Regions from separate parts of the Homo sapiens genome. Here region 2 is linked to region 1. Evidence: chromatin loops called from intact Hi-C (ENCODE). Cell type or tissue: endothelial cell of umbilical vein. All regions are shown on one strand. Links, peaks and the distances in the headings refer to the core of each region. The heading gives the core; the rest is flanking DNA.

Region 1 (4,400 bases), core at 84-4,083:
AATGTAAAAAGAAGTCAGTTATTTGAGAACTCTAAGTAAGCCATTTCAGTTTGACAGGAGGAAACGATTTCAGTAGTCCATTTGAGGAGACTGTTCCATTTTTCTGGGAAAACCAGCCAAATGGGCTCTTTAGCGATACAAACACAGAGCCTTCTGAATTGGTGATGTGATTGGAGATGATTCTGAGGAGCTGGCACTGCCTTGAATGGGAGAATGTTAAAGCTTTCTGTGTCACAGGCAGGGCTGCAGATCTTAAGTGTTGTAAAAAGAAACATGTGTCAAGGCCAGCAGAGGAGGTGCCATGGCATTTGTCCCCACAGAGCCCTTTGGACAGGGTGCAGCCCAGGGTGATGGGGCGAGAGGCCAAAAGTAAATGGGATTGTTTCCATGAGAGACCTTGAACCCAGCACCCCAGAAAGGGTGACTTTTATGAATGGTGCTTTTCCCCCATCATGCTTTCTAACTAAGGTATGCACATACACATAGGGAAGTCTTTGATATTTCTATCTTCATTTTCTGCCTGGCCATCTCATTGAATGAATTGTCTTATTAGTTCCATTCCAATTAATTCACTGGGATTTTCTAGATACATATCTTCTGAAAATAAGGACATTTTTATTTTTTTCTTTTCAATTATTATAGGATTTTGTATTGCTTTGTTTTCAGTTTTCTGCCTTATCATTTTTGCCATTATGTAGTTAAAGTTCTCTAGAATGAAGATATTGGTGTTGAATTTTTGACCAGCCTAAAAAGGATAGAGTTGGGTCTAGAACAGCTATAAGTCGGTGTAAACAGCAAAGAGGCCACGTCAGTAGCTTAGATGTGCTGTAATAATGGCTGGTGGTCATTTTAAATCAACCCAAAGATCCCTTATAACTTATTATTTATTTTAAAAGAGGAGAAAAGAAGGAAATTCAGCATGTGTCTCAGTTCATGACAGATTTTTGACTAAAGATTCAAGGCACATTAGCAAATAGCTTTATTTTCTACTGTATATCCAGTGTGATCCTTAATCTACCAGCAAGCAAAACATGTTTAATGGTTCATACTTGATTTTGATTATTCTAATTTGCAAAGCAACCTTTCTTTCCCTTTGGGATATCACATGCATGGAAAGAGAGCGAATTGCTTAATTTAACCACCTCAAGTCAGTTCATGGCACACAAGCATCAGGAGTTCACAAACAGCCCCATTTTCATGTTTACCATTTTGAAATGTTATGTACTGCCCTCCCCTTCACTCAGTCCCTAATCCCATTATCATTCCACTGTATGTGCACACGCCAACGAATTTAACATGTAGCTGCCCTGTACGGCTTTATTTACATAGAGAGGCATCCCTAACAATACTTTATTCACGTGGGTTAGTTTTTCTTCACAAATAGGACTGTACTATTTGACTTTTGATTTTTTTTCATTCAGTATTACATACTTGAGATTTACCAGTGTTAGGATATATAGAGTATTGAAGTTAATAAGAACACCTGGTGACCTACCACCTGTCAGATTGCCAGTATCAGATAATCCCCAAGGTGTCCCACCTGTCCCCAACATCCTTCCCCATAATAGGTAACCAGTATCACAAACTCTTATTGTCTTACCTTTCCTTACTTTATTTATTCTTTGCCTTTATCATATATGTCATATACTCATAAATAACATATCATTTAGTTGTGCATGCTTTTAAACTTTACATAAATGGAATTATACATATTCTTCTACAACACAATGCATGTGAGATTCATTCCAGTAGATGCTTGTAGCTGTTGTGTATTCATTTTCATAACTATGAACCATTATTTGTCCATTCCCCATCCTCAGACATTTGGGTTATTTCCACGTTTTTGTTATATAAACAAAGCTGGCATGAATGTTCTTAAGCATATGTGCGGGAGCATCCTGATGTCACAAAGGGGAATTGCTGAGTCTCAAGCACACACATCTTCAACTTCACTAGAGGATGCCAAATTATTGTCCAAAGAGCTTGGAGCAATTTGCACTCCCACCAGCAGAGGGCAGGTTTTCCAGTAGCTTCAACCTTCTCCAAGACTTGGTATCATCAGACTTAAACTTGTGCCAGTGTTGTACCTGCAAAATGTGGCTTTAATTCGAACTTCCTTGACAACCAATGAACTTGCCCATGTTTTTGTACGTGTATTGAACATTTGGCAAAGTGACTATTCAAGGCTTTTGTCTTTTTTTTTCTGTTGAGGCTTTTTGTCCTTTGCTTAATTAGTGAATAAATGATTTTTTAACTGCTGTGTGACATTCTATTTTAGGCATTTACCACATTTATCAATTCTTATCATTGGCCATTTGGTTTATTTCCAGCCCTTTGTTATTACAAACAGTGCTGTGATAAATATCCTTGTACAAGTCTCTGTGCATATAAGAAATTTTCTTTGAAGTGAAACTGCTGGGTCTTAGAGGATGTGCATATTCAGTTTCCCCTGAAGGCTGACAAATTGCTCTCCAAAATAGCAGCACCAATTTACTATCCTAGAAATTGATGAAGTTTTCCATTCATTCTCCCACACATTTGCCAGCACTTGATAGCATCCACAAAGCAATGTTAGATATACACTGTCTCATTTAGTCTGTAAATAACCCTGGAAGGGAGAAAATTAAAAAGAATCAACATTTTTTTCTAGCACTCTACAATTTGCAAAGCACTTACATTTGCATGCTCTACTTCATTTTGTGCTCAAATCCTGCCACTCACTCTCTTGCAAGTTACATTCAATCAAAACCCAATGCTCATTACCCTTGATCACTATACATTGTGTATATGAAAACATCACTATGTACCCCATAAATATGCACACTTATGCGTCAATTTGAAATGTTAACAAAAAAATGAAACAAAATAGCCAGGGGTGGTAGTATGCACTTGTAGTGCCAGCTACTGCAGAGGCTGAGGCAGGAGGATTGCTTGAGCTGAGGAGTTCAAGTCCTGCCTGGGCAACAAAGAACTGGATGAGGCCAGAGATTATTCTCTGCTGTTAGGGTCCTCAAGAGGGAGGACCTGGCTCTGTCATCCCCTCCCAGGAGATTCTGCCTCCTCCCAAACCTCAGAAAGTAGGGAATTCCTCAAACATAGAAAAGAGTTTAGCCAAAGATGATGATAAGTTGTCTAGCACATAGGTTGTAAATAGCAGGTCACTTAAGGTAAAGTGCTTCTGTCTTTTCCCTTAGATACAACTTTTCCCCTTCTTATTTTCCTCAGCCAATGTCTGGTGCGGGGTTTGGGATAAAGCTTGAGCCACAATATTATAATCACTCAACCATTCCTATCAACGGAGACTCCCTTCCTAAACTGCTTATTTTCCCAGAGCTTTGTGACAGTGTTCCTTATGTTGGCAATGTGTCATCTTAATGATCTCATTCTAACAGTAATGAGTTATGACTTGATTCCCCGGCAAGGCAGATGGCATCACTTTTCAATCCCAAGTGAATCAGTGGTGTTGTAATGAATACCAACTTCATCAATAACATTAGAAAATAAAAAATGGTATTCTCTAGTCACTGTCATCTCTTCCCATAATCTTTACATTTTCATCATTTTGACTCACATTTTCTAGATTTCACTTCCTTTTCACTTATACGATGTCCATGCATGTCTGCCTCAATTATAACTTCCAGATTCCTACATTACTAACAATTGTTGAGGCCTATGTTGGGCCTTACTCACATAACAAACCTATCATTTATAACTGAGGCTATCTGGGCTCAGAAACATAAAGCAATTTGGTCAAGGTCACATGGATGGAGCCAGTATTTTAACCCTGGGCTTCGAACTTAAAATTCAGTGCTTTTTCTTTTCTTTTCTTTTCTTTTCTTTTTTTTTTCTTCCGAGACAGAGTCTCACTCTGTCACTAGGCTTGAGTGCAGTAGTATGATCTCTGCTCACTGCAACCTCCGCCTCATGGGTTCAAGCAATTCTTCTGCCTCAGCCTCCCGAGTAGCTGGGATTACAGGTGCACACCACCACATCCAGCTATTTTTTGTATTTTTAGTAGAGACAGGATTTCACTGTGTTGGCCAGGCTGGTCTCGAACTCCTGACCTCGTGATTCACCTGCCTTGGCCTCCCGAAGTGCTGGGACTACAGGCATGAGCCACCATGCCCGGCCATCTAGTGCTTTTTCTACTATGCTACACCATGTCTTTGCTGTAGCATTTTGCTATTGTTGTTTTTTAAATTTCAGATACAGAATTTTTGATTCTTTATTCAACCTTCTTTATAAGCTCATTGAAACTAGGAGAGTATTACTTCAAATATTTGAATTCCCACAAGTGAAAGATCAAGCCAGTATTTCATGGGTCATCTTATTACAGTTCTCTGAGATGCAGAATGGAAGCTGTCAAACTTGGCCAGCTTTCATTCTCTGAAAGACATCAT
Region 2 (4,400 bases), core at 127-4,126, 58 kb before region 1:
ATTTGTACTCCAACCAGTAATATAATTATCTTAGAATAAATATCCCAATTAATTTTAGTAATCCATTGTATAGATGTGCATAACTAAACTCTCTATTCTCCTACTAAAAATGTTTAGCTTGTTTGCAGTTTTTAAATTTTTTTATTTTTGCTATTGTAAACAGTGCTGCAATGAGTATCCTTACACATATAAATTAGCAAAGTTTTGCAAATATAAACATAGGGTAAATTCCTAGCAGGGTAACTCCTTTGCCTACATGTCTATGCATTAAACATTTTGACAGACATGACCAAATTACCCTCCTACGTGGTTACAAACATTTCTACTCCCACTGACATTAGGAGGTTGACTGCCAAATACCACCTCCCTACCCTGTCCCAACAACAGTTAATTTAATTGTTTCCAACTTGATGGGTGAACAATGGCATTACTTTGTTGCTCTGATTTGCATTAATTATGGAGTGAGTTTCTTACTTTCATTTTTAACCTGTCACTGCAGTCAGTGACAAGAGGAGGCAGCCACTTAACCCAAAGATAGGAGAAGAAGCTTCCTTCTCACCACATCAGCATCCTCTCCATGCAAGACAAATGGTAAATCCTACTCAAATTTGTTTGTCAGGCTCTAAAGTTCTCAAAAGCATCTGGAGTATATCATAACGTTGCCTTTTCCATTACAATTATTGGTGGCATCCCAGCTGTGAAGTGGGTCTCGGTGGGCAGTATGGCTCTCTCATGACTGGCTGCTCCTTCCTGCCCAATCATTCTCCTAAGAGCAACTCCGTTTTGTCTGTTGAGGCAACAGGTGATCACGGCTTCACCAGCAGCAGCAGCATGGCTTGTCAGGACTTGCCTGGGCTGATGAAGGTCCTCACGGCTTCCTTTGACCAAGAAAGTTTGAGTGTTGAATTCTCCTTATGGTTGGAGAGTACCATCTCTGCTAATACTCTAAATGTGAGTCCCGTGCTAGCTGGTTTCCAAGAAATACTGAAAGCTGCTGTGTTTGCTTCCTATGGCTGCTATAACAAATTACCAAAAACTAGGTGGCCTCAAAAACCAAAATGAATTATCTCATAGTTCTGGAGGCCAGAAGCCTGAAAACAAGGTGTCAGCAGAGCTATATTCTCTGGAAGGCTTCAGGGGAGAATCTGTTCCTAACCTCTCTCCTGGCTTCTGGTGTCAAGGCAAGCCTGGGCATTCCTTGGCTTGCAGCTGTATAGCTCCCATCTCTGCCTCCATTATCATCACATTGCATTATCCCTGTGTGCACCTGTGTCCACATTTCTCTCTTTTTCTAAAGACGCCGGTCATACTGGATTAGAGCCCACCCCAAAGACTTCATTTTGGCTTGAATACATCTTCAAAGAATTTATTTCCAAATAAGGTCACATTCACAGGTACCGGGGGTTAGGACTTCACCATATATTTTCAGGGAGACACAATTCAACCCATAACAGCTGCCTAAATCTGGAAACTTGCCTCTAAACTCTCACCTTCCCAACCCATTCTTCACCTTAACACCAAGTGACCTGAGTCATTTTTCTAAATTATGGGAACCATCCTGCCACACCCTTCCTAGGATATACGTCACAGCTCTGGTCATTTGCAGAATCAAATCCAAACTCCTTAGCATGGAGGCCCTCCAGTACCCATCCCTTTCTCATTTCTGCCTCTTCTTCACTACTTCCCCATCATATGCCTTGCATTCCAGCACCCCCTGGCTATTTACCCTTCCCCCAACATACCCTGCTTTTTGACTTTTATTTCTAAACCCAGAATGTTATTCCCTCATGCACTCTACCTCCTGAACTCTTTTTTTTTTTTTTTTTTTGAGACGGAGTCTCGCTCTGTCGCCCAGGCTGGAGTGCAGTGGCGGGATCTCGGCTCACTGCAAGCTCCGCCTCCCGGGTTCACGCCATTCTCCCGCCTCAGCCTCCCAAGTAGCTGGGACTACAGGCGCCCGCCACTACGCCCGGCTAATTTTTTGTATTTTTAGTAGAGACGGGGTTTCACCATTTTAGCCGGGATGGTCTCGATCTCCTGACCTCGTGATCCGCCCGCCTCGGCCTCCCAAAGTGCTGGGATTACAGGCGTGAGCCACCGCGCCCGGCCCTGAACTCTTTATTCATCCCTCAAGCCATCCCCAAAGCAAATGCCACCTCTTCCAAAAAGCCTGCCCCAATCCTCCCTTGGGGTGGGAAGGTTAATTCATCTTCCTCTATAATCCAGACCCCACTCCTTGTATTACTTCCTTCTGCCTATAGCTAGGCCTTGGTATGCCCATCTTCCCTGCCAGGGCGTCTCTTCAAGCTAGGAACTGTAGCCTGTATGAGTGAATGCCAGCACATGGTAGGTGCTATTGAAGTTTCTGGAAGAGAGACATGGATGATTTAAGGACAGTGGTGTGAGCTTCTAACTGGTTGCAGCAGAGTAGAGTCAGCACGCCTCATGTCAGGTGCTCATGAAAATGAATAGGGACCACTTCAAGCCAACTCCCTTCCCCCTTCCCTTGTGAGGAAACAAAGCCCCTGGTACCTACTCTTGGCATAATAACAACACAGCACTGACTCATTCTCCCCACTCTGAGGACAGGGCCATGTCCTATTTGTCTTTATACTTCAAGGGCCTAGCACAGCACAATAGGTCAATAGGTCTCTGGTGAGTAATGTCTGTTTGATAAATTAATTCCTTGACCACTGAACCAGAACTAGGCACAGTGCTTGCTGGTAGTCAGAATTGGAACCAAGCTTAGGTAGGGTTGCCAATGTTAAACACCTAGCACAGTGGCCCTCCAACAGCAGGGGCTCTTGGTATTGTCATTTATTACTGAAAGGAGAGTGAACTTGACTCTTAGATTTGGTCTCGATGAAACTGCATTTCTTTCAGAGGTTGAATTGAGTTTCCTGACAAGTACCAAAAATGCAACAATTTAGTGGTATTGAGGAGAAATCTGAAAGCTTGTTCCCAGAGGTGCTGGTGGCACAAAGTTCAGAAGCAGGTTCTTCCTTTGTGTGGAGTGGCCACAGGACACATACAGGCAAGGCCCAGAGAGTGCTGTGACGAAGGGTTCAGGGTTCTCCATGCCCTACCTCCAACCCATCTCCCCTGCCCACCAGCTCTTGTGCAGTTTTCTTATCTCAGCAAATGACCCCACTGTCCATCCTGGCATCAAGTTAGGAACTTAAGCGTCATCCTGTACCCTGAACCTCTCCACTACCTTTCTAAATCTAAAACTACATCTTGTCAATGTCATCTTTTGAATTGCTTCCAAAGATCCAATTATTCCCACTACCATCTCCATCCCATTTCCCCCATCTCTCCCGGGTTCCCTGCTGCTCTCCCATTTCCATTCCTGCCCCACCTACACCGTAGCCAGAGAGGTCCTTGCAAAATGGAAATCAATTGCATTTAAAACACAGATTCACAAACACTCGTTCTTAAAGGACTCGCTCTTGAAACCCTGTAAGAGTTTCCCCTTGGTATGGGAATAAGTGTAACAGGAATTTCTGGCAATGCCTACCAGACCCTGCATAGCCTGTACAATACTCCCTGCCCTCTCAGACCCACCTTGACTTGTTCACCCCTCACTCACTGCCACACTGGCCTTTGCTCAGTTCCTGGTACATGGGTGCCCCTTCTCACCTCAGGGCCTTTGAACTTGCTGATCCATCTTTCTGGAATGTTCTTCTCTCACCTTGAACCAAGTAAGCCAACCTCAGCCTTCAGATTCCCTTCAAGCACTGCTTCCCTGGAAAGCCTTCCTTATCACTTCTGCTTAAATCTGATCTCCCATTGCACACTCTCTGATACTGTATGCCTCTCCTTTCTTCCACTTTAGTGTTCACTGTACAATTATTTGATGCAGATGCATATTTCTCCCTTACTATGCTGTAGGCCCCATAGGGAAGGCACTGTGTTTTCTCCTCATTATCACATTCTCCTGACCTAATCAGTACCTGGCATGTACTAGGTGCACAGCAAACACTTATTGAATTGCTACGTGATGAATGATGAATGAATGAACATGTGCATGCCTTTGTAGTTGCCTGTGTGCCCACTTGATTGAAATTCTGGTATCTTGCACTACACAGCAGGGTGGGAGAGATGATTTGTTATTTGGACACGTGTAAAGGAAGTGCCACTGATCACCCAGCTTGTCATAAAATAATCTCAGTAAGGCAACCGCTGCAGCTACCAGGACAGTGAGTGAGCAAACAGTGTGGGCCTCCCCATGGTTGGCACTAGTTGAAAATGTTCCCCAAGTACCTCATATAAAACTGTTCAGGGAGGTTATTTATGCTGATTTATCCATTGGAACATTAGAGGATGTTTGCCAAGAATAATGATTTCCATTGCAACACAGGTAGTGCTTCTTCTGAGAAAATTACCCAACAGATTTGGCT

The links. Hi-C counts contacts between places; a loop is a spot of excess contacts. Peaks named below come from ENCODE experiments on the same cell type or tissue, not always from the same donor. Only the 100,000 strongest peaks of a DNase experiment are listed, where the experiment ranks them.
Region 2: a loop joins it to region 1, with 2.6 times the contacts of the local background. A loop is called at or near these places in 1 of 110 quality-filtered maps.

What each region holds. Positions count from the first base shown.
Region 1 is chr10:120,334,729-120,339,128 of GRCh38, reverse strand. LOC105378515 (a long non-coding RNA gene) reads right to left here. Exons shown (of 8, transcript XR_001747606.1): 8 at 1,592-2,608. Among named protein-coding and RNA genes, the nearest start is that of PLPP4, 120 kb to the left of the region's middle. In endothelial cell of umbilical vein, for the core only: a CTCF peak has its summit at 2,006 (motif pointing right); a DNase peak (open chromatin) is centred at 1,998.
Region 2 is chr10:120,392,819-120,397,218 of GRCh38, reverse strand. No RefSeq gene overlaps it. Among named protein-coding and RNA genes, the nearest start is that of PLPP4, 62 kb to the left of the region's middle. RefSeq lists an enhancer at 205-714. In endothelial cell of umbilical vein, for the core only: no CTCF peak of the experiment used is centred there; a DNase peak (open chromatin) is centred at 2,578; H3K27ac peaks cover 965 bases.